Regions from separate parts of the Homo sapiens genome. Here all the other regions are linked to region 1. Evidence: chromatin loops called from intact Hi-C (ENCODE). Cell type or tissue: mammary epithelial cell. All regions are shown on one strand. Each heading gives the region's core, and the rest is flanking DNA. Links, peaks and the distances in the headings are about the cores only.

Region 1 (6,377 bases), core at 976-5,975:
TACTATTATGAGTATTCTGTTCTTCAGATTTGTCTAGTTTGGGCCATAGGGAACTTCAGTTTGATTCTGTGTCCTTTTGGCATGGCCCATCCTTTTTTACCTTTTTTTCTTAATCACTTCATTTTTTTTCTGCTACCACAAAATGGTACAGGCTCATCTTGCATATTCCCTGGCCCAGTCATGCATTCAACTAGAGAATCCCTAGTTCCTCTTACTGGAGAATAATAGTATTTGGAAACAAATATTTGAATGCTAGGCTTACTTTTCTGTGGTGCCATTGCCCCTATGCTTTCTGAACATGTACAGATAAGAAACATATGCATGTGTACTGACTCATACATATATCTCTATTTCTATATCTGTATGCATTTATGTTAAATAATTTGAGTTCATAATGATACTGTCAATCAGCACAATATTCATTGCAGCCTTCCCCTTTTCCTTATTTTTATATTTCTATTTCTGACCATGGGAAACCTGACTCTCATTATCTATCACACATTCATTTATTCCTTCAATCCTATTATACACATAAAATAGTTACTGAATTACTAATCCATACTCTTATAGATTTACCAACTAGAGTATGGTGTTTGTATACAGGATTGTTTTTGGTTTTGCTTTTGTTTTTTGGTCTTCAGCCTTGTGATACCCAGTTAAAATACACTTTTTCCAGAGTTACTCAGATCAGGCCTTATCTTCCTCATCCCCTTCAGTAAAATGTTATTTATTTGTAATGCAGTTAGGTTCATTTTTTTTTTTGCTATTTATATTCCATTTTTATATCTGTATATCCTGGTTAACTTAATTTTTTAGTACATGAAACATTACTATGGTTATATGAGACATTACTATGGTTATTAGAGTCAGAGCTATAGAAAAGTTGGATTCATTGAAGAGTACACCTCTTCCTAATCCACATTGTTCTACTCCCATTCCTCCCTTCTCTCTACCCTCTTTCCATTTACCTCTGTAAGTAACCAATCTCCTTGTTTACAGATTTATCTTATATTTTGCATGAACTAGCAGATACATACTTTCTTATATCTCCTTCTTTCTCATATGATTGTTGTCACACTTTAATACTCTTTAGTAGTTTGCTTTCACACTTAATGGTATATCCTGAAAATCACTAGTCACTTCCCAGAAATCACCATCCTTCAATTTTACAGCTATATGGTTTTCTGTTGGGTGAATATACCATAATTTATGATACTATTCCACTATGTATAGACGTTTATATTCCCAATAGTTTGCAATGACAATATCTCAATGAATAGTCTTGTGCATATGAATGTTCATATTGTTGGAGGTTTATAGTCAGGACAGATGCTTAGAAATGAAATCTCTGAGCCAAAAAGTAAGAGAATAGGTAGTTTTGCTAGGTCTTGCCATAGATCCCTTTAGAAGTGATGTACCATTTTTCATTCCCACTAGCAATGTATGAGAATGCCCATTTCTGCACAACCTCACAAAATATTATTGCTTTTTAATTTTTACCACTCTAAAAATGAGAACTGTTATCTCTGTGCTATTTTAGTTTGTATTTCTCTATGATTTAATTTGAATGGCTTTAGATGTTTAAGGACCACTTTTGTATCATTTTTAATGTAAATTGTTTGTTCATTCTTTTTCTAATTTTTCTATCAGGTTTTTGATCTTGTGTCCCTCAACTTTTAAGAGTTCTTTGTCTCTGCGATGTGTGGTGAATTTTCTTCCAGTTCATCAGTTGCCTTTTGGTGGTGCTTTTGATATGGGGCTGCTTTTCTATTCAAATTTTTTTATTTTTATATAGTCAGATTTTCAATCTTTTTTGTCTCTGGATTTTGAGTCATAGTTATAAAGATTTTCCCTATATCAAGTTTAATGAGAGCTCAAGGTTAATAAGAGTTCACTCATAGTTTATTCCAGTACTTGAATGGTTTAGTATTTTTTACACTTTAGATCCTAATCTATAATTTGCAGTTTATTCTTATGTATGGTGCAAGGTATACATTTAAATTTATTGTTTTCCAAGTGGCGATCTAGTTGTTCTAGCATATTTGTTAAAAACCTGCCTTTCTCCCAGTGATTTGAGATGCCACCCCAGTATCCTTTATGTCCACCTGTTGCCTATACAACAATGAGCTTTTTCCATTTTCTTTTTCCCTTCATCTCCCAATTTTTTGGTGCATTATTTCTATTTTGTTACAGTATATGGCATTTGTAAATTCATTTTCCATCCTCATTCCTACTTACATTTAGTCTTAGATGCACATTTATATATTTTCAAGTGTTCGCCATCAGTCCTTTTGCTGAACTTTTTCCAATCAGCACTTGGTGGGATTTAATCCTCTAGTAGATTCCTCAAGAAGAGATGATGAGTACAGAATTTCCTAATTCCTTGTATGTTGAGAATTGTTTTTCTATAGGCTTCATATTTGACAGATACCTTAGTTGGATGAAAAATCCTTGGCTTTCACTTTTTTTCACAGATTTTTTTTCAGTGTGCTTTCTTTTCTTACTTTGTCTGTGAGCTTTCAAAAGTCTAATGCAGCAGGGCACGGTGGCTAATGCTTGTAATTCCAGCACTTTGGGAGGCCCAGGCAGGCAGATCACCTGAGGTCAGGAGTTTGAGACCAGCCTGGCCAAAACAGTGAAACCCCATCTCTACTAAAAATACAAAGATTAGCTGGGCATGATGGCAGGCACCTGTAATCCCAGCCACTAGGGAGGCTGAGGCAGGAGGATGCTTGAACCTGGGACAGGGAGGTTGCAGAGAGCCGAGATCATGCCATTGCACTCCATCCTGGGTGACAAGAGTGAAACTCTGACTCAAAAAAAAAAAAAAAGTCTAATGCCAGTCTTTCACCTTTAAAAATTATTTGGCCATCTACCTGGAGGCCTTGAGAATTTAATCTTAACCTATGAAATTTAATAATTTATTGATAAATTATTTGGGACTTTATATGTGAATAATCATATAATCTAAAATAAATGATATTTTTCTAGCTTCCTTTCCTATCCTCTTCTTTCCCTCCTTTCTTTCTCTCTGTCTCTATCTTACTGAACAAGCCAGGACCACTTTCTTGATTATAGGCCAGTCAAGTCCTCCTCCCTGTGAATAATTCTTGTTGCCTCCTGACTGTATGCTATGCTCTTGGTTCTACCCTCTGAGTCATCCTTCCTTTTTCATAAAAAATAGCCCGAGGCCACAGCAGAGTAGTTTTCCAACTTGTTCCAGTTGGCATCAAGTTGGAAATCTAGTCTTCTTTTCATTTTGGGCAGGCTCTGCCCCCTTCAGTTCAAGCTAGTATAAACAGGTATTTAGCTTACCAATATAAAATGCTAAGACAGATGGCAATAAATTAAAAGTGTACTAAGCACTTGCATAAAGAGGTAATTAAGAAAATAAGCAGTTTGGGGCTCCGATGCCAGGCAGACTTGGGTCAAACTCGCAATCTGTCACTTACTAGCTCTACAAACATGGGCTCATGTAAGCTCTCTTTATTTCCATGTTATCATCCTAAAATGTGGATGAAGGACATAAATAAGTAAACATTTAAAATACTTTCAGGGACTGCTACATAGTGAAAACTAAATACAGCTTGGTTATTGCCAAATGGTTGTTATTCCTTCCCAAGTAGCATGTGCGTTCACCATGGAAAAATGAACATGAAAAGATCAGTGGCAGGAATTGAGCAAAGAAGAAAGAACCACAAGCTACTTAGCCATTTTGACCAACATTTTAAAAGGAATACATAACAAGTGATGGTAGATGCTTTCTTGCAAATTGTATCTTGATTCTTTTTACTTTCTTTTTGGTCAGGGGTAAAAGCAGCACCTCTGAATGCAAAAGGCATTGAACAGAAGTCAGAAGCATTGGTTTTTCATGCTGCCTCCTCCTCTGCCCAGTAGCCACTTGATGTAACTCACAACCATCCAAGGCTTAGTTTCTGTATCTACAGAATAGGAATTCTAGCCCTGTCCTGTTCGCTCTCCATGATTATTGTCACTCTGAAATGGACAATGAGGCTGTCAAAAAAAGAGAAGAACCAGCACTGAGTACCCACTGTGTGTCCGGTACTTGAAATACATGATCGCACCTACACCTCTCAAAAACCCTAAGAGGGAAGTATTATTTTTGAGCAACTTACATAGAAAGAAATTGAGACTCAGAAAGTTTAAGTAACTTGTTCTGGATTACTTGCTAAATGGTAGAGCTGGATATGAATCTAGATTGAGATAGTGAAGCTCAGTTATCAAAACTAAAACGTCACTTCTACCTAATCAGCAGGAATGACGTACTGCTGAGTTGAGAAACGCCAACCTAGAGGGATCGCCTACTGAAAATCAGAAATGGACTTATACTTCAGGAAAGGTTAAACCTGCTGGTAGGACTCAAACTGGCTTTAAAGGAGAAAGGACAGAAAAAAGATCAAGCCCATAGCGTCCATCAAGTTCACCTCACATTACTTCATGATAGTTCACACTTGCCCTCATCACATTCCAGCTACCTATTATGCTCTTTTCTACCTGCAACCTCTCTCCTGGGTCACTGAGATTTGGGCATCCTGGTACACTTGCAAATGGATTCTTTTCTTCAGGTAGCCAGCTGCTAGTTTTCACTTAAAGTTCACTTTGAAGATAGGACCCAAGCTCTTAGTTTTAGCTAGTTCCTCCAGAGTTCAATCTGCATTCCTATGGGCTCATGTTTCAGTAGCCCTTTCATTGATACAAAACCCAAATTCATAACCTTATTATTTTTGATGCAGAATATTGCCGTCACTGAAAAAAAAATGTCTAAGGTGCACCATCACCTCTCCCTGGCAGATGAGAACTTCCATATTGACTTCTCCCTGGGATTGGACCTAAACTTGTTCCTTTATCCATGAATTTATGGGAAACAACTGTGCCTCACACAATTCCATCCCAGTTTTCACTCTCTTCCCTCCATACCCTCAACGCCAATAATATATCACCTTGCTCCATCCCTAGAGTTTGGCAGAAGTTGCCATCTTGTTTCATGGCTAGAACTGTTTATGATACACAAGTGATACTTTATCCTGATTAACTGTTCCCAAATATGAACTCTGGAAAGTTGCTTTACTTCACAATAAACTTTTCAGAATAAGTTTTTTCTTATGGTCCTACAAACCATTAAAAAGCACTGGACTTTGGTTTATGGAAATTATTCATAATCCGCTCCAGTTATCAAAATAACAAAATAAAGATCACTGATCTTTCAGTATACCTATGTCCAAATACTGAGAAAATAATGCATCAGCTAAAGTGGACAAAGGAGATGATTAACAGTGTGCTGAAAGAACATCACACCAACATCAAGTGTGTCGATCACACTCACCCTCTGTGTAATAGGAAAAGAGTCATGATTAGTACAGAGGACTACATTTATTTCTCTGCTATAATCTGAACTTCATCAAAATATCTGTTGGTCATGTTTATGTCTGTCTACCACAAAATAAGAGTTAAAGAAAGCATTATCTATCTTTATTTTAACGCTTAATACAAAATGCAAATAGTCCTAAAATATCTACCAAAGCTTAAAGATCAAACTGATCATAGCAATTTCCATATTAGCTCAGAATATGTCAAAGCAGAGAGCTACAGAATAAATGCCAAGTTATATTCTAAAAAGTGAGAGGGCAAGAGAAACTCTAAATAGGTTCACTTTGAAGACTGCATAAAAAGCAGATGTCATCAGTAAAGATTATTCCTGAATTTTGTTTAACATGGAGCAAAAATTTTTTTTAATGTTTTCATCCTAATTATATTTTTTCAAAGAGGACACTGACACATTGTTGCTGCTCAGAAAATTAGTGAATGTGGAAATACAAACTCTAATAAAAATATTTTGGCTTCTTTTCAGTCCCTAACACATACTCTAGAGTTCACTTTATGGTTATCAGGAGAAATCTAAGGAAAATAAAGCTCAACAGAACTGCAGAGCATCAACTGGCTTAACCTTGTCAAGTAGGGATGAAGCCGGAAGTGCCATGTGACACTGACTGACAGAAACCAAAACCGATGAGGAAAATACACTGAAGAAAAGATGGCAAAAAGTTAATGAGGTGTGTCCTCTACCATGGCCAAGATCACAGAAAACTGATAGAAGCGTTCTATGTTTCAGCAAACTAGTAAGTTCTAGCAGCCTTTTTTAACCTTCCCACAATCCTGTTTACATAATCGTGTTCCTGGCAATGAGAATCACATGGACAGACATTTCTAATTGGAAAAGTCACATTCCTGATATCCCAATACTAAGGTTATTACAGTTTATAAGTTGTACAGTGGCATATATAAGGTCATAAAGTGGAGGAGAAAAAAAGATTTGTAGACTACAGTGCATTTTTTTTCTCTTCTTTTTTTTATTTTAT
Region 2 (6,377 bases), core at 432-5,431, 310 kb before region 1:
GGTAATCTTGAGAGAAAATCCTGGCATTCTAGTCACTTCTTTCAAACATAGCCCTTACTTAAGAACCACAGTGAATTTATGTCTACGGTAAACATGAAAGCCTGTTATGGAACAGGCTTAGGGAAAACTCAAATCAACGTGATCATCATGAGTTTTGGACTTCAGCTGCTCCTAGCCAATGTTTCCAAATTTACGCTGAAACACCATTATAGATCATACAATTTTAGCCTGTTGACGTTTTCTTACCTCTTCTTTTCCCGTTACTTTGTTAAGAATGGAAGTCACTCTTCCTAACAAGAGAGAGAAAATCACCTTGCAAGAAATATAATAATTCAAAACTATTCATTGTAAAATAATTTGACTTTTGATGAGGTTGCAAAAGGCCTGAATTGAACAGATTTCTGACCAGCTCCCACTTTATCTGCTTTCATTAGAAAAAAATTTTTTCCTAATGTTGCTTTTTTATTAAATAGTTCCAAACATAAACTTTAAAACATAAGAATTAAAGAAATCTATATATTTCTAAATCTTCAAGATTTTATTAGTTTAGCAACATATTTGTATGGCTTATCCCCAATGTCTCAATCCAGTGGTGATAAAACTTCTGAAGTCCAAATTGCTTCACAATATGAGTATTTTTTACTCACTTGAAGTAAGCTTTTTTCTAATGCTTCAGGTAGAAAATAGGAACTACTTATAACTTGAGAACAGAAACCAATCTCCTAGTTGTCATTTAGTTCAACATTTTGAACTGATGTTTTTGCTAACTCACTAAATTGTAAGGTGTGAAAGTCACGGAATTTTTGTAAAAATTTTATATTTCTTTAATACTGTGAAAAGAAAACATGCCCAGTTTGCAAACCTCAATCAAGAAGCAAGTTATTTCCTTTAGATAATGCACTACGTATCAGCGCATAAGGGATCAACTCACAATATATAGTCCTGATGCATAATTCTGTATCCCCTAAGCCAGACAGCCAAAACACTTACTTACTCACAGAGAATAGCCAACACAAAAGCCCCTTTTTCCACTTCATGGGTAGGGCCTCATTATGTGCCTTCCTAAATATGGAGGGGAATTGAGGTCCCTACTTCCCTTTATAATGCTATTCAGTGCATTTGTCCAATAACTCATTGTCTCAGAAATTGTCTTGCTCACTTCCTATAGACATTCTCCTGTCTCCTCAGTGACACGTTCGTGGAGATAGACAGACATTCACAGTCGCCTCTTCTGGCTTCTCTGGCTCCACCTTGATGCATTCTTGCCTTATCCCAGACCAGGCCAGGCTCTTGCTCTGGATCTCAAAGGCCCAGGCCACATAAGGGCAGAGCAGCCACGTCAGAGCTGCTCCTGGCACCAAGAAAAATTATTTGCCCCGAGAGGCAAACACAGCCCCAGCAGTGTCCAGAGTATCAATCCCTCTCTTCTCTGTTATAAAAGGCCCTATTGTAGAAACACAAATCATTCAGAGATGGCATGTACAATGTCTAATCACTTAATAGCCACTGGGCACCTACTGGGTATGGGCCCCAAACTAGATACTGTCTGTAACCTATTCACTAGAGGGAGACAGGAAGGAATATGACACAGATTTATATTCATCTCCTGTTCTAGCCCAGTACACCATGGCCAACACACAGCCTTTGAACAAGTAGACAATTACAGCCATAATAGAGATGAGAATATTTTTATCTGTAAGTAGCAAGGTAGGGGATAGAACACAAGCTTGCTATTCACACTGACCTAATTTCGAATCCTGCTTCTATACTTAATCAACTGTGTGGCCTTGGGGAGCTTACTGAATCCCTCTGGGATTCTCTGGCCTTGTTTGCAAAAGGAAAATAATAATCTCTACACCATAAGTGCTGTGAAGAACAATGTAGAAGGTAGAAAGGCCGAAAGCTATGTGAGGTATACAGAGGACACAACAGTATTAATTCCCTTACCCATCTTTTGATTTCTAAATAACTGTCAAGACATTTTATATTCGATATCTTATTATTTGAACCTTATGCAAATCCTACTTGTATGTACTTTAATCTCAGAGATAGAATTTTAGGTCGTTGGATCTCTTTTTGTTTCCCTTTTGGAAATTTGATTGAAAAGATACACTTGTTTTCTCCAATTACCTTAGCTTTGCTCCTTGGCAAGTTTTACAAAACACCCGAAGCCATAAAAAGGGTTAATTTTATTCCAGTGTACCAGATGTCTTCAGCACCTTGACTTTAGTAATGTACTAAGAACAGTAAGTCTTTTTAATGAAAGTGAAAGGTATGCATTGTACTTAAATCTGGAGCTTTCTCCCCTGAAGAAACGCTGCCGCTGGGACTGCATCCCGCCATTTTAGACGGGGTGAGATATGTTTTTGCTTGCGTTTACCCTTCTGCAGTACATTTTCAAGCGACTGCAGTTGGTATCCAAGCAGTTAAAACTACATCAGCACTAATAGCTATGAGCTCATCTTGTATAAAGACATTTTTAGTTAAACACCACAATCTTGGGGGGAAAAACTTAGCGTGCTTAACCAGGCCAGCTTGGAATAGCTCACAATATGACGCATACCACAGGAAACAGAGTGGTATGAGGCACCTACAAAATATTTTTCAAACAAGTCATTGACGCTGTAAGCCCCATGCCTCAGCTTTAGGAAGTCACTTATTAAGAATCAACACCAGCCGTGCCAAGCTAAGCTTTTGCTCTTGGTGATTTTCCAATTGAATATTCAGGGCCCTGTCTCAGTCTTGTTTTCAGGGAAGTACATGCCTGGAATGTTAGCAAGCTATTTGCTGGAAAAAATGCCCACAACAGGCCTAATGTTGATCACATTAATGCGTTTGAGTGGGTATAGAGTGCAAATGATTGAAAATGCTTCCAGATCCCTGTTGCAGGGGACAAAGCAGGCTCTGTTCTCTGATCTGATGGTCATTTTTTTTCCAGTGGAGGATGTGGCGCAGGAAGAGGGAAGAGTGCCAATCTCTGTCTAATGGTTCCAAACAGGCCCTGGGCCTAGCTCTTTGGATGCTGATGAGTGGGAAATGAAACACAGATGGGTCAGATGGGTAAGGAGAAGGGGATTACAGGTCAGGCCAAAGAGTTGGAATAAATTAAGTGCTTATAAGGTACAGAATGGCACATTGTTTAAGTGAATGGACAGGGAAAAAACATTCCTGCATTGTTTGGTCCAGTGAGTGAACTCAACATTCCTCTTCCCAGACCAACCTAGGCCACAGAGATCCCCATCATCAGAATGTATATGAGCAACGAACCAAACTGTGGCCAAATGGTGCCTGAAATATTCTGCTATACCCCAAAGCAGCCAATTTTGTTTTATTACACAGGAGATGTAATTTATTGGGAGAAATGTTTGGGTTCATATGTCAGATCATAGAGAGTCAGATTTGGGGTTCCCTTGGGGATCCGAGGAGAAGGTGAGTAACCACAAATTAATACAGCAGGGAAATAAAGTGACAAAAGAAATGTTTCATTGTGCTTGAAATATTGAACCAATTTCCCCCTTTTTAGCCTTTTAAACCTTTGCTCACAAATCAAAGAGTAGCTCAACTTAAGAGAACTCAGCAGAAGCCTGTCATGCCCAGTAATGACAACAAAAAAGGTGAAGTCCAATGTATCCTTGGTTTTAAGTGTCTTCATGACACAGGGAAAGACAGTAAAAATGACTTTCTGAGGATGTTAGAAAATGATCGAAACTATTAGATAACTAAAAAAGAAAATGCTGATAATCATAATGGATCTGTCCATTTTGTGTTCTAGGTGTGTTAGAAAAAATCATGAAATCCCAAAGTGTATACAAACCTGATTATTCAGCATTAGGTAATTATAGGACAGGGTGGGTGAATTGTGTTTACTTGAAGGCACAAAACTAATAGAATGTTAAGGGCAGAAAGTGTTACATAAAGAAGAGCTAAAGTTGCAGTTGCCAAAAAAATTAGAAAGTTCTAAAGCTTGGAATTGATGGTTTGTTATTTTTTTCAGTATGACAGAAATTATTTTCAGAAGCTTATTTTCATACCAACCATGTTTCCATTTTATGGACTTGACCTTTACTGGAATATCCCACAGGCAAAACTGGAGACAGTGGTTGTCTGTAATCATCAGGGATGCTCATGCTTCAAGTATTAAGAGTGCCTGTTTATCAATTGGTGTGTTACAACTCCAGAGACTACAGGGAGATCATTTCAACTAATGAGTATAGAAAGTCTTGATGCAGCATATCTTTCAAAGGCTGGTAATTTTCACTGTTGTTAATTTTAGTAAATTGGTTCAGTGAGCAATATCAATTATATGTATATATCATCTTATTTTCTACAGTCTATGACTTCAAAACTAATAGCTGTATTACTTGTAATTTAAATATTTTATCTTTTCTCCTGACCTCCTCCCCTTCAAAACCTTTATTATGCTAATGCTCTGAGTCTTGAGAAGGGGATCCAGGAATAAATGACCAATTCTTTTTTTCTTTTAATTTTATTTTACTTTAAGTTCTGGGATACGTGTGCAGAACGTGCGGGTTACATAGGTATACATGTGCCATGGTGGTTTGCTCCACCTATCAAACCGTCATCTAGGTTTTAAGCCCTGCATGGATTAGGTATTTGTCCTAATGCTCTCCCTCCCCTTGCCCTCCACCCACTAAGAGGCCCCGGTGTGTGATGTTCCCCTCCCATGTGTTTTCATTGTTCTACTCCCACTTATGGGTGAGAACAGGCGGTATTTGGTTTTCTGTTCCTACGTTAGTTTGCTGAGAATGATGGCTTCCAGCTTCATCCATGTCCTGCAAGGACATAAACACATTCTTTTTTATGGCTACATAGTATTTGATATGTATATGTGCCACATTTTCTTTATCCAGAAATGACCAATTCTTAAAGCAAATTTGAGAAACAACCATAATACAAGCATCAATATTAAGAGTTTGAGGGCCAGGCCTGTAATCCCAGCACTTTGGGAGGCTGAAGCGGGTGGGAGGCTGAGGTCAGGAGTTCAAGACCAGCCTGGCCAACATGGTGAAACCCCATCTCTACTAAAAATACAAAAATTAGCCAGGCATGGTGGTGCGCATCTGTAATCCCAGCTAGTCGGGAGGCTGAGGCAGGAGAATCACTTGAACATGGGAGGCAGAGGTTGCAGTGAGCCAAGATTGTGCCACTGCACTCCAGCCTGGACAACAAGAGCGAAACTTGGTCTCAAAAAAAAAAAAAAAAAAAGGAAAGGAAAGAAAGAGTTTGAGGAAAAAAAAAAAAAGACTACAGAGAAATTTATACCTTAAGCTGAGAAAAACATAAAACTGTTATTCATTGAAAGAATGACATAGACTTATAAGAAACTAATAACCAGTTTGGGGTATTTGCTGTTTCTTTTCCAATAAAATGAATGCTATTTTTTCAGTCTCCTTCTCTCTCTTGACTACAAATAAAATAAAATAAAAAATGGCAGTGGGAAATGTTCATGGAAGAACCAGAAGGTGGAAGTTTGTGTGTTGGGGGGGTGGTGTTTAGAAATGGAGATGTCACTATGTTGCCCTGGCTGGCCTTAAATTCCTAGGCTTTTGATAATGCTTAAATGACTATGTGTTATATCATAAAATTGGAGATAATTATTTTCAGAAAAAAAATATGTAACAGGATAAGATTCCCAGGAGATTGCTGTTTTATCTAGAACACATTTTCAATGGGACGTCAGATGAGTGGGTAACAGGGCATTGGGGCTACCACGGAGTTCCAATGTGCCTTATGGAGCTAGACCCTGAAGGTGGTAGAAAGGGGAGTAACAGAGATCTCTCATGTGCCTTTGAGGATACCTGGGCCACCTGGCAAGAAGCCAGGTATTACTATTGGATGGAAAATGTCCTGAGGCTAGAAACAGCCAGTCCAACATCTAAGTCTAAGGTATAAGCCTAATTCAGGACACAGAAGCTTCCATGATAAACACTCTTAAGTTGGAAAAGCAGGCAGTAAGGGTGAGGCCATGGCTACCATCAGCTGGTACAATCTACCTGCAGCCATGCCTGACTGTCCACTCACACAGGACACATCTTTGGAGGGATGTGGCCCTTAGGTTTACCAGGTAGGAGAAAATACTAGAAAAGCACAGCTCCCTGGAGTAGTGGAATGAATCTATCATCAATACCATTCCTACAGTTATTCTGCAATTAACATGGTACAGTAGGCAACAATTAGGAAAAAAAAAAAAACTCTTAAAAAGAGCTTTATATTTTACATGCTCCAGACCCCACAAAACTCTAATTTACCCTTGGGATTACCATTTATGAGGTGGAAGTAGCAAAAGAGTTTTTGGCGAGAGAAGGGAAGTATACAATTGGTTTCTTGATATGCCTGGCTTGAAGCACTATAGAATT
Region 3 (6,377 bases), core at 892-5,891, 82 kb after region 1:
TGGGGGAGACTTTAGTAGAACACTTAAAATGATACTTTAACATGATCTAGAAATACAAATGTATTCATAGTACTCTAGCAGAAATAAGTAAATTATATAAGCTTATGTATAACTTATATAAATGATAAAATGTAAGCAACCAAATCACAAAGCATGCAGTTTATTTATTTGAAAAAAGAATACTTAATAAACTTGAAACACTTTGTTCCTTATAGTCCTGCATTCAGAAGTTAAGTACTAGTAGACATTTTGGTAATAGAGTTCAAATGCTTTATAAGTTTACCTTATTTATAGGTATAAAGTACATGGTACTTGCTTTAAAAAGTAGAATAGGGAGTATGAGGTTACTTTATGTGAAGATACTCCCGCTGAACAATAAATAAATACTATTACTATACCCACGACCTCCAGAAATTCACTGGATAACCAGTAAGACAACTTCTACTCATTTCTTCATATTCCTACTTATTCAAGTTGTAGCCTTCATAGTTGATAAAAAATCAGCACACATTAAGAAAACAATAACAGAACTATTTTCTTCACATGACTTTTATTCCTTAATCCAGACTGTTAAAAGGACTGCAAGACAAATTGTTTTTCAATCAGATTTTTTTCTCCACCAGATGTCTATGTGAATTTCATATTGTTTTAGACAAAAATGCTCATTCCTTCGGTCTAAGTACTATGTCATATTTTGTTTTTTCAAGCCTTCAAATTTTGTGCTGGTGGTTACTTCATATACATTCTATGGTTAATCTTTAAAGAGAAGTTTTAAAAGTCTGATTCAAAATTTCAGTTCACTCGCTATGTATTTTAAAAATTAAAATTTATGAAATTCAATTTTAAAAATCTAAAAGTTATCTAAAAAGGTCTATGACTTATCAAATTTCAATAAGCTGACTGTTAGCAGTATTAAAAAATATTAAATATGCTAACAGTAAAAATCATGAATACACATTAGGCATTTAATATGTATCTGGCAAATTTGAATACATAAAGGGAATAGGCAGAGTTCACAGATTAATATTTCTTACCTCTACAATAAGAAGAAATACCTTGTTCTATGAGCAGCTGCCATACTTTCAGACATGTTTCTGACTTTTAGATAATTAACAAATCCTCTGAAGAAAAGGAGCAGGCCTGAGAAGGTTGAAATAATATGGATATACTATGTTTTTATACAGAAAAGGGCAAGATAAATTTAAAGTAGACAATTATAAACAAGATCCTCTTGGCTTAAGGAATTTTACTTGCAGACTTCCATTCATTTCTGTAATATATTTTACACTATAAGGATAAACTCTGTCACAAGGAAATACAATTTTTCAATTTGTTAAGCCTAGATGTACCAAAATTAAAGCAAATCTAGCTATAAAAATCCAGAATTACATAAAAATATACATTTAAGTGATTTTCTTCAATAGTAAAGTTACCTGACGCACTTAAACTGATTCAACTCATAAAAACCCCATTGAACCCATGGGCTCAATCTTTTCAATTAATATAACTACTGGGTGAACTAAGACATATTTATTTATATAAAGTAGATAAAAAGGAAATATATACATGAGGTTACTAACAATTATGAGGAAAAAAACAATAAGCCTGTATAGTAATATCAAGTGCCTGTCATCTGTGAAATCTGTATTTGAAGATACGTGCATTATGTACATATTTTTAATTATGAGTTCTTATTTTGAAGTAATAATAAAAAACTAACTTATAATAAAAAATTAAGATGAGTTAGAAAAGACAACTTGGAAGACAGTCACTCTAATGATTTAGATTATTTGGGATACATCTTATATCTACCTCAGTTTTCTCCTTTGTAAAGTAGTATTTTAAAATAACAACCACAAATATATTTAATAATTTAAAAAGCAATACCTGTAAAATTCTCTAAAGTTTCACATAAAAAATATTAGATAAGTATAAAACATTACCATTACTAGTATAAGCCTTTGAAATACTTAAGCATATGATTCTTAGGGAAACATTTATTAACTCCAGCAAATTTTTAACCAGGAAAACAGGGTGGGGGGGATCCAAAAACAAAAACAGAAGATATCTACTGTATGTGTATGACTTTCCTCACCAGGAGGAAAAGGAGTTTGTGAATTTAAAATATGAAGTCTCAAACTAAATTTGTACCCCAACTGCAAGACAGTAATCAAATCACTAAAAACAAGAAGCATGTGTGTAGTAAATTGGAGAGGAAAGACAGAAGAGAGATACAAATGATGACTTAAATGGTATAAATTACAGCTAAACCCAATCGCATCTGCTTCCCATATCCTAACTCCCTCCTTTTGGGACTCCTTCTGAATTCCACCCTCATGCCCTTCCAGATGCTGTTCAAAGATAATAATACTGTTATCCAAATGTAAAAATATTATTGAAAAATGTAAACCAACTTATTTGTGGGATCCCTTCCTTTGTCTCTAAAGCTGCTGTTTTCTAACACACATTTTACTTCTCAGGCATTTTCTAAAAGAAGCCACCCAGTTCATACCTAAAAACCAATCGCTCAGTGGCTACTGTTTCTCAGCATTCTACAAAGTGCTCAACATTCTTTTCAGCATATGTGAGAGCAACATTTTTATCACTGATTACATTTTCACATTCCCCTAAATAAATAAACACTAGATTATGGCTCTGAAGTGGAACTGGCATTGTCCTCTGTATTCTACTCTGCCCCACACTAACCTCCTTAAGATTCCTCCAATCTCTAAATAATATATATATACACACAAATGTACTCATTTAATATGCTTAAATACTTAATAGACTTTATAAACCTTCTCACTTTTAGGTAAGAAACTCAATAAAGAACACGGCATTCAGGCAGTTAGAACACATAATATAAAACTGGCTTCACCTCCAGATGCATCTCAACAAAGTCACAACACTAAAATAATTTCAATATAGCTATTAAAGAATTAAGTGACCTTATCTGACTAACAATAATTTGTTTCCCAAAAGATCCTAAAGATCCAACAGTATGACTAAATAAAAACTCAGAGAGAAGACTGCCACCTACTGAAATGCTGTTATTTTCTGGTAAAATTCTGAGTGAAACATGGGCTTTTACTCTTAACTAGAAACAAAAGGTATTCCTTATGTCAGCAAATACATCTGAAATGTGGATTAAAGATATAATGTGATTTAATGATTAACTTAATTATCTCACATTGAAGGTAAAAAACAAAAGGGAACAAAAATTGAAAATCCATAAAATTCCATCAATATTAATAAAAAGACACGTCTTATAGGAAGACAACTCAACAGAAGCACTGTGATCATTAGGCATAAAGCCTTTCCTTATGCCTGGCTGATTAATGATTAATTCAAGGCACATTTCAAAAGCATAAAGAATGTTTCCATGATCAAAAAATAAGAGAACAGATAGAACAACCAAACTATCCAACTCTCAAATTTCCTAAGATCATTAAAAGAAGTCATTTGTGTATGTTTTCTGAGATAAATGCTAAAGACAATTTTTTATCACGTTGTTATTTTAAAATTTTTTAGCATTCAATTATCATCCCGCCACTGACTCTTTACACTGATAGCCTCTGGATTTTAAATCTAAGAAATCTGTAGTGCTATATAGAATAGTTTAAAAACGTGAGATGATGTGTTTGAATATGAGAATTTTACAGAAGAAAAATAATTTCCACATAAATTGCAACACAGTTTATTTACATCTTACAGTTTTTGGAAATATCCAAGTTAAACTAAATGCATTAAGAATAAACTTACCAAGTACAAGAAATATCCACCAAAGCCAATACTGTCCATTGAAATATCCAGTAAAATAATCAGAAAACTATGGAGTGAACATAAATATATTAACCGAATTCATACACCTGAATTTGAAAATCATAAATTATCTTCAGTTTCATAATGATTTACTTCAAATAATCTTTAACACTTAAAAATGGCACAAAGGAAAAATAAAAACACTTAATGGCATACACAGCATACACATATATAAATTATTTGAGAAAAAATCATCTTATGCAATAGCAAAAAAAAAATTGGAGTATTTTTAGAAACAAAAACCAGTTTCAAACTCCCCGCAAGAAACAGTAAATGCTGTATGTCTGAATCACACATTTTCTTATTAGAAATTTCACGTCAGTCCTTTTTTCATAATCTCTCAAAACCACAACTACCATCCCAAACACACTACAGCAACCCGCTGCTTCAGATATTAACACCAAAAGCCACATTAGTTTAATCTTATCAGATGGGGGTGTTCTGCTGACCTCCAAAAGAAGAGCTTTTGACCTTCTGTACACCCCCTACTGTTAATCACTGCCAAAAATACTAGGTGCATAAAGACCCCCATTAGAGTCTTTTTATTTTCAAACTAGATGCTCTAGCATTCAGTTCCCAACAGAGAGCTGAGAACAGCTAAATGAACCTTAAAGTGGCATTTCAACAGTTCCTATTAGTGGCCATGGTAGACAGTTTTATATTCTCCGTGGTGTGGGAATATGAACAGGCAGATGGAAGGCAGAATTTGATGATATTGGACACAGTTATCCTTTCCTTGATTAGACTCTAGACATCACACTTCATTAATTTTAAAAGGTTTTTTAAAAAATCAATCTAATTTTCTTCAGTTACTTCAGATAACTTTAGCACCTAAAACAATGCCTCAAATGATTACTTTTTAAAAAGTGTTTAATATAACCTACTCTAAAACTGTTAAAAATTAGCTTGTGTTTACCCACCCTGTTTCCACTGGTCTGCAAACTGAATCTGATGTAACTAAAAATGATTCCACTAAATGCAGACTTGCTCTCAAATCTAATACTAACTAAAAGTATTTGTAACTTTATAAGTAAAGATTTCCAATTATTTGTTGGTAATTTCTATATAAGCTTAAAAATCCTAGGCTGTGGCAAAAATAAAAAATGCTTACAAATTGTAAATAATGTTATCATTTAGTAAGCATATCAAATAAAGATTATCTAAGTCTGTTTTTTATAGCCTTTTAAGTATTTTCTCAGGAAGTATTTCCAATTAATAAATAAACCATTTATAGTAATTTCAGTATTTATAGTAATTTCATATTTTAAATTTTATAGTAATTTTTTAAAATTTATAGTAATTTCAGAGATTTAAAATTTCAAAGTACTACTAAAAACATAAATCCCATGTACACCTACATCTTTAAAATATATGTACAATGAAGGAGGGACTTGAAATTGAAAAGATACAGCTTATACAGGATGGTACTATACTATTTTTTAGTCAAGTGATTAACAGTTAGAAATACAACATTTTCATATAGGTCTTAAAGGCTGTAAGAACAAAAAAGAATAAAGAACAAAGGCAATACATTTTTTAAATTTCTGCGTGTTACCCAGTAACAGGTAACCTGAACATCAAGAACAGTCATTCTTCACCAAAAATGTTTACCATAAAACTAGTTCTTATTTACTCCCTAGTGAAAAATATAATTACCTTCACCCTGATGTCAAAGAGAAGGATTTGCTATGTAAAAAGGATAAAGAAATGCTTTTGGACTCATTACTGTGTTAGCAAAAATGTTTTAAAATACTAAAATCATAAGCCTAAGCCAACTGTTGTTTTTTTCATATAAGTAAACCAATCATGTTGATTGGCCAGTCACAGGCTAGAGAAATCAAATTTTGGAAAATAAATTAATGAACATTATGAATTCATCTGATTTTATTATATTAATGTAACATCACTATTTCATTGTTTACATCCTGTCTACTTTCAAAATGTACTTTGTTAGTTTTTAATAAAACACATATGTATTTTTAACCACATAATAAAAAACCTTAGATAGAAGTAGTATCAGAAGGCTAGGCTAAAGATATTTACACAAAATCCGAGGTTCATCGCAGCTCAGATACAAAATGGACAGCGGCAGTATGATTTATAAATTACTTATTGTCTAATGAAAGGGAACACCAGGTTTTTAGGAGAAAACTTTTCTCTCAGCACTAAACTCTAAGAGGAATGTTTTACTTGGAGCATTATAGTAAAAGTCAAAGTACAGTGTAACAGAGGCAGTACAGAAATAGGAAAATAGGCAATGAATTGAGACCAAGGTAGATGTCAATTCACATTAAAAACTGTGAGACTGGCCTGGCGCGGTGGCTCACGCCTGTAATCCTAGCACTTTGGGAGGCCAAGGCAGGCAGATTGCCTGAGCTTGAGATCAGCCTGGGCAACGCGGTGAAACCCTGTCTCTACAAAAATACAAAAAATTAGCCAGGCGTGGAGGCATGTGCCCATGGTCCCAGCTACTTGGAGGATGAGGCAGGAGAATTGCTTGAACCCGGGAGGCGGAGGTTGCAGTGAGCCAAGATGGCACCACTGCACTCCAGCCT
Region 4 (6,377 bases), core at 828-5,827, 150 kb after region 1:
CCTCATACTGAGCTGTTTCTTCTAATAAGTTACACAGGGAACAAAGATCAGGCAACCACAGTGTGTAACTGCCATCCCAGGAGAAGGTGAACTAGTTTGTTTGTTGTTTGCTAAGATATTTGCTGCTTGCTTTAAAAAAAAAAGAGCTGCACCCTTGGTTCTGAGTTTCTGAGTTCCTCAGCTGTGATGCAAACCCACTGCACGAATCCATATGGACACCCAGCCCCTCTGTGGAATTTGGTAGCTAGGAAAACCTACACAAATATGCTGATGTTCGTGCTGCTTGCTATGTCATGAGTAATGATCAGTCTTTAACCTGGAGGTCACCTCTTTTTTGCCAGAAACCGTGAAACATTAACACACTAACTTATTAGCTTGTAAAAAGGGTACTTATTTATCATGTACCAGTCTTTACATGTTTTACACATGTATTATATTATTTCTCACAATAATCTTTGTCAGGTAGATACTAATATAAGGAAACTGAGGCTTCAAGATGTAAAGTAACTAAGCAAGGTCTCACAAATTGCAAACAGCACAATCTAATATATAAGCCCAGATGGCTTTAAAACCTGTAGGTTTTTTACCCGTTAATAGTCAGGCCTCCTTCAAGCCTCCTTCTCAGCTAATTTATCGAGGGCAACTCTAATTCCCCAGATACAAGAGCAAAGTACTCAGATCTTTGTAGAATGAATACTTCAAATTATGTTCCATAGAAAATTGATATTGTAGAAATGTTAACATAATCTTAAAATTTTAAAAACAAAGAACAAAACAAAACAAAGATTAGGAAGAGCTAGGTTAAAGAAATCCAAATCACTGTCTTTACTGCAGAATTTTTCATGGTTTTAATATGCTAATGTATTATAAATCTTCCAGTTACACTTACTATCATTCTGAAATACAGTTTGGGAAATTACTGCTACAATCAACACTGCCAATTTAACTTGTACACAGAATAAGAAGTCAGCTTGGTACAGGTACAATCTTAGAAGTCAGCTTGGTACAGGTACATAATCCTTTAAAATAGAGAACTTTGGCCGGGCTCTGTGGCTCACACCTGTAATCCCAGCACTTTGAGAGGCCAAGGCGGGCAGATTATTTGAGGTCAGGAGTTCGAGACCAGCCTGGCCAACATGCTGAAACCCCATCTCTACTAAAATACAAAAATTAGCCAGGTGTGGTGCACCACACTTGTAGTCCCAGTGACTCAGGAGGCTGAGGCAGGAAAATCACTTGAACCCAGGAGGCGGATGTTGCAGTGAGCCGAGATCACGCCACTGCACTCCAGCCTGAGTGACAGACACTCCATCTCAAAAAATAAAAATAAATAAATAAATAAATAATAAAATAACGAACATCAAAGTTAGAATGTGGTCTAGCAGCTGCAAGCCAAGTCAACTTCGTCATAGTTAGCAACACTGCTCATTTACTAACAAACAAAACTGAATTTCCCATAAAATTACGTGTCATACCTGGCTTTTTCTGAAATTAGAAGGGTAACAATCAAGAATTTTTGTAGCTCTAAACTGTTATCCACTGCTTTACTCAATAAATTTTGGATGCTTTTAACAATGAAAGGAAAGAAGAGATCACAGAAAAAGCAGTTTCTAGATAAAGCTTGTGCATTGGCTAATGGTAGTAAGTCCTTCTGATGACCCTGAGCATCACTGCTAGCTTTCCAGTATGAAAAGCTGTTTTTAAACTCTTTAAGTAAGTGAAAAATTAACATTGCATACCATCTCACCCCTAAGTATACTTGCCTATCTCCTGACTTAGTCATCCCTTAACATTCAACAACTCAAGTGGTTTATTGCTCCAGTTTATTAAGCATTCCAGTTTTCCCAAAAACTGAGCTAAAGGCAACCACAAAATAGTTGTGTTCATCATATAAGCCAGAGCTGAAGACTGATCCCTAGTTTAAAAAGTCTATTGAAAATGTCAATTCAGCTTTTTCTCTGGCATACACTGATGTTATTAATCAGGCCATTATAAACAAAACCAAGAGTTATACTAGATAGGTTAAATGACTACGTAAATTGTGTAACTCTAACACTAACATTGCCTTACAATGTTAGTTGTAAGTTGCCTTACAAGGAGAACAGATCGATGTCCTACCTAAAGTACTACCTTTAGAGGGACTGGTAGGCTTTATCTTTAGAAGAACTGATTTTTGCCCTCTGTTCTCAAGGAACATTCAAAGTCTATGTAGGACACATCGTCAGTTTGAAAAAAACGAGGGGAGGGGGCAGCAATAAAATATGCCCATTTATTTTGAAAGGAGTTGTTGGGAAAACAAATATCTTAAAACTGAGAGCTACATAAATTAACAGTGTTTTGGGTAGTGACGTCTGTAGGAAAAATGAAACAAGTTTCACTGCTGATATTATTCAATATTTATATCATTTTATTTTTGCTAACATTTACAAACCTAGAAATGCCTTTCAAACCATCAAAAGGGTGTACACTGACAACTTGAAAAACGCTTTCCATACTGGGAGAAACAGTATTTCCCAAGTTGTTGAGAAAAGCTGATAAATTTTCAAAGAATTCGGAATATGGACCTTTTGTAGGTTTTAAGGAATGCAAACCAATTGAAAATGGAAGCCTCATGAGCTTTTATCTTAGAAAAATGCAAAATTACATACTTTAGGATCTCATCTTACAGTTCCTTCATATTTGCCAAAATGTACTTATTAATAGAAAGTCTTGGCTTATAACCTGTCTTACATGTGCAAATAGATTTGAAAGTTGAAACCTGGGACTAACATACCTAAATTTGTAAAATTTTATAAACCATAAACTGCATCACCAGTGCTATGTATTGTTTTTCTCCTCTCCCTCAGTAAATGGGCTGAAAGTTTGTAGAATGACATGCTACCTAGCTGCAACAGCACAACAGCAGAGTCAACTATTGCTCAGTCCATCTTTAACTAAGGTTTACAACAGGAATCTCCAACGTCACCACCAGAATACACAAAGAAAAATATATTTAAAAATTGACACTGAAAATATAGAGGAACACATTTCACTTTTTTCAACATAGTTACCAAAGTTTACACAGTTAAGCTGGAAAACCTTGTATTTAACGAAAAATAATTTTTCAAACAAGATTAGAATTTGTTCTACTAAAACTACCTCTGTTTCCCCTCTAACCAAAAAAAAAAAAAAAAAAAAAAAAAAGAAAGAAAGAAAGAAAGAAAAAGTGGGGATTACCAAAAAATACAGTCATTTTTAATACTAACATAATGGAAAAGGACAAAATGACAAGGTTAACGAGCAGAGAGACAAGATCAGCATTATGGCTAGTCTTTCTCTACAGTTCCACAATTCCTAACCCACATTTTTGCCAAATCCACATCCCACCCCACGCAGTACTTACACCTCCACCCACCTACTCACCCACCCCATTTATGACGGCGATCACCTTCCGGGCAGGTATGTGAAGTCAGCCCCATTTCCAGTAGACAATCGACTAGAATGTCTCAGGAGTGACTGAGTCAGAGAATAAGAAAATGATAAAGTGAGAAATTAAAACGGATACAAGTTGTAAGGTGTGTGGAGGGAGGGCGTCTCACAGCGGGGCTAAGGGTGCGGGTGAGGAGCTAAGCAGACTTGGGGCGAGAGAGAAGGGTTTCGAAGGAGTCCTAGGCAGGAGTGCGCAGGTGAGGCGAGTGAAGCAGCTCCAGCCAGAAGATCCAAAAAAACAAAACAAAACACAACAAAAAAAAGCCACAGCTTTTCCTCCGGGAATAACCTGAGGAAAGGGACTCTCGGGACGCCGCGGCGGGAGGCAGTCCCGGGAGGCACAGGAGGCCGGGAACTCACCACCTGGTAGCGCCCAGTCCCCGGCTGGTGGTGATCCATCCTGCCCGGCTCGGGATCCGGCTTCCGAGAGAGGGAGTCTTCTCCGTGCTCAGCTCCCACGGCCACCCCCGTCGACGACGTCGTCGCCGCAGGGCCCCTTCCGCCTCCGTTCCTGCAGCCGCGGTCTCCCGGCGGAAGCTCTTCACTTCCTGTGGCTCCCGCAGCGGCCGCCGAGACCTCCGCGTTGGTCGCGGTTCCGCGGAGAAGCTCCGGGGCGCCGCGCGCGCTATTGAGCATGCTCGGACCGCTCGCGCAGACTCGCTGGCTCCGCCGGCGTGCCATCCGCGCCGCCAGTGGGAGGGTATAGCTGGGTGGGAGGAGATGGAAAAGTAAGGCAAGTCCGGGGGAGCTGTCTAGGTTGTCAACCTGTCGAGTGGGCGGTCGCAAAAGGCGCGCGGGGGGCGGGAATGACCCGTCCTTGATTGGTCTTTTCTGTGTGCGCGAGTTTCGCGCAGGCACGAGCCAGTGCGCCTTCTCACCACACAGAGACAGAGGCTGACAAGGGATGGGGCCGCGTTCCTAGAACACCTGAGGACAGGTCGCCCGGGTACCCGACACTTCCTCACCCAGCGTAGGACATGGGGAGGAGATTCATCTCTAGAACATTCCCAAAACGCTTATTCAAAATCATTCGTAAGATAAGCGATTTTTTAAAGACTAATATAGAGTAGTTAGAGTTTACAGAAAAATTGAGAAGTTACAGAGATATCCCATATACACTTGGCTCCTACGCATGCATAACCCCCCACCATTATCAACATCCCCCCTCAGAGTGGTACATGTGTTACGACTGATGAACCTGCATTGACACCTCATCATCACTCAAAGTCCATAGTTACCTCAGGGTTCACTCAGGTTGTTGTATACTCCTCGAGTTAGAACAAATGTGTAATGGCAGGTATCCATCATTATAGTATCCTACAGAGTATTTCCACTGCCCTGAAATTCTTCTGTGGGGTAATTTTTGTTTTTGTTTGTTGTTTTTTTAGAGATGGGGTCTCACTATATTGCCCAGACTGGAGTGCAGTGGCTGTTAGCAGGCGCAGTCATGGCTCACTGTAGCCTCGAACTCCTCGGCCCAAGCTATCCACCTGCCTCAGCCTCTGGAGTAGCTGAGACTACAGGCACTAGCTCTTTGGTTACTTTTTAAACTCTTTTTTCCACTTTTTGGTAATAAGAGATTTAAAAATCCAACGGACTCTCCAGACAACTCTCAAAGAAAGAGGTCTCTAGAGTTCTAGGTTACTGGAAGGACGTTAGAAGAAAGTAATGAAATCAGATAGGATTATTTTGTGGTAATACTCAATAATTCCAATTGATTTAACAGCAAGGAATCACTTGGGAGCACTGTTAGTAGTATCTCACTGTCTGGTTAACCACACATGACACGGCATAAAGCATATTTCTCTAGCAAGTAGAAGAGTATGACAGAGCAGCGAAAAGTACCTTTTAACCTGAAGACCAACGTTCTATACCCTAAAAACTATGATGCTGCTTGATGTGGCCCAGCTATGTTTTTAACATAACACCACATTTTCCCTAAATGATCTTACAGTGGAGCGCCCTGAAGGGAAGGAAAGGGATCTGGAGCCCCATTTATTTCCTTCATGAATGTCCAGAGGAGATCCTTGAAATGAAGACTGCCACTGGGTGAGCCTAATCAACTGGTTAAAATAGCAAGATAGAATAAAAACAGAAACTCTTTGAGAGATTGACAACTAAAAAATGTAAGCCTTCCTCATAGTTCTTTTTAAAGCATTCATCAACTCTTCCTATTTGTGCCGTTTTGACATGTCTAATAGCATAAAGCATTACTGTGCTAACAATAAGAGGCAGTGATATCTCATACTTAAATATTGTTAAACTTGCCTTGTTTTGATCTTAATGTATTTTAGTTTCTAAGCCAATAAACATATGCCATTTTATTGGTATTACTGGTACAAACGCTCACTCTCACAATTTCACTCCAAATGGTATTGCCTCTCGATGACCAAAACAACAGCCAGTATCAGCAAACTGAAATTAGATCCTTATATCACTTACGATCTATAAGATTTATTTAGAACTTAATTTTATATGCATATGTGTTTTCATTAATCATTCATGTGTTCATCTGTTTCTCAAATAGATGGCTGCTCAGGGCAGAGACCATTTCTTACACCCAATGCAGCACTGAGAACATAAAAGTAAAAATCAAAGATCTGACCAAAAGCAGACATCTTGAATCCTGATAGAGTAACAGATTCTTTCTATTTTACCCTCCTCCCAGATTCTCTGAACATTTTGCTAATCTAGTGGAGTAACAAATTCAGCAGGAAAGCGTATTTGTAATGAGGAAGAGAAAGAGGGGAAGGAGAAGTAGAACAACAGCTTACTAGTATAGAGCCCTTTCTAAGCCAGTACTATACATCTATTATTTTAGCCTCACCAGAACTTCATGATATAGGCACAGTTGCACTCCTTGGTTAACAGATGAGGGGGGAAAATAAGGCACAAGGAGTTTCATGAAC

What was found. A loop is a pair of places that touch in the nucleus more often than their neighbours do. Peaks named below come from ENCODE experiments on the same cell type or tissue, not always from the same donor. Only the 100,000 strongest peaks of a DNase experiment are listed, where the experiment ranks them.
Region 2: it touches region 1 in a loop (4-fold over the local background); 3 of 110 quality-filtered maps call a loop at or near these places.
Region 3: it touches region 1 in a loop (6-fold over the local background); 2 of 110 quality-filtered maps call a loop at or near these places.
Region 4: it touches region 1 in a loop (4-fold over the local background); 2 of 110 quality-filtered maps call a loop at or near these places.

What each region holds. Positions count from the first base shown.
Region 1 is chr13:79,628,284-79,634,660 of GRCh38, reverse strand. No RefSeq gene overlaps it. Among named protein-coding and RNA genes, the nearest start is that of LINC01068, 65 kb to the right of the region's middle. In mammary epithelial cell, for the core only: a CTCF peak has its summit at 3,284 (motif pointing left); a DNase peak (open chromatin) is centred at 3,170; H3K27ac peaks cover 1,270 bases.
Region 2 is chr13:79,933,046-79,939,422 of GRCh38, reverse strand. No RefSeq gene overlaps it. Among named protein-coding and RNA genes, the nearest start is that of LINC00382, 64 kb to the right of the region's middle. RefSeq lists an enhancer at 1,930-3,129. In mammary epithelial cell, for the core only: no CTCF peak of the experiment used is centred there; a DNase peak (open chromatin) is centred at 2,582; H3K27ac peaks cover 3,357 bases.
Region 3 is chr13:79,545,780-79,552,156 of GRCh38, reverse strand. It overlaps NDFIP2 (Nedd4 family interacting protein 2), which reads right to left. Exons shown (of 8, transcript NM_019080.3): 6 at 3,763-3,829; 7 at 1,035-1,140. The coding sequence ends at 1,037. Among named protein-coding and RNA genes, the nearest start is that of LINC01068, 18 kb to the left of the region's middle. In mammary epithelial cell, for the core only: a CTCF peak has its summit at 3,054 (motif pointing left); no DNase peak of the experiment used is centred there; H3K27ac peaks cover 670 bases.
Region 4 is chr13:79,478,976-79,485,352 of GRCh38, reverse strand. It overlaps NDFIP2 (Nedd4 family interacting protein 2), which reads right to left and starts at 4,198. Exons shown (of 8, transcript NM_019080.3): 1 at 3,829-4,198. The coding sequence starts at 4,149. NDFIP2-AS1 (NDFIP2 antisense RNA 1) reads left to right here and starts at 4,122. Exons shown (of 3, transcript NR_046685.1): 1 at 4,122-4,201; 2 at 5,423-5,517. In mammary epithelial cell, for the core only: a CTCF peak has its summit at 3,950; DNase peaks (open chromatin) are centred at 1,852 and 4,112; H3K4me3 peaks cover 3,047 bases; H3K27ac peaks cover 3,865 bases.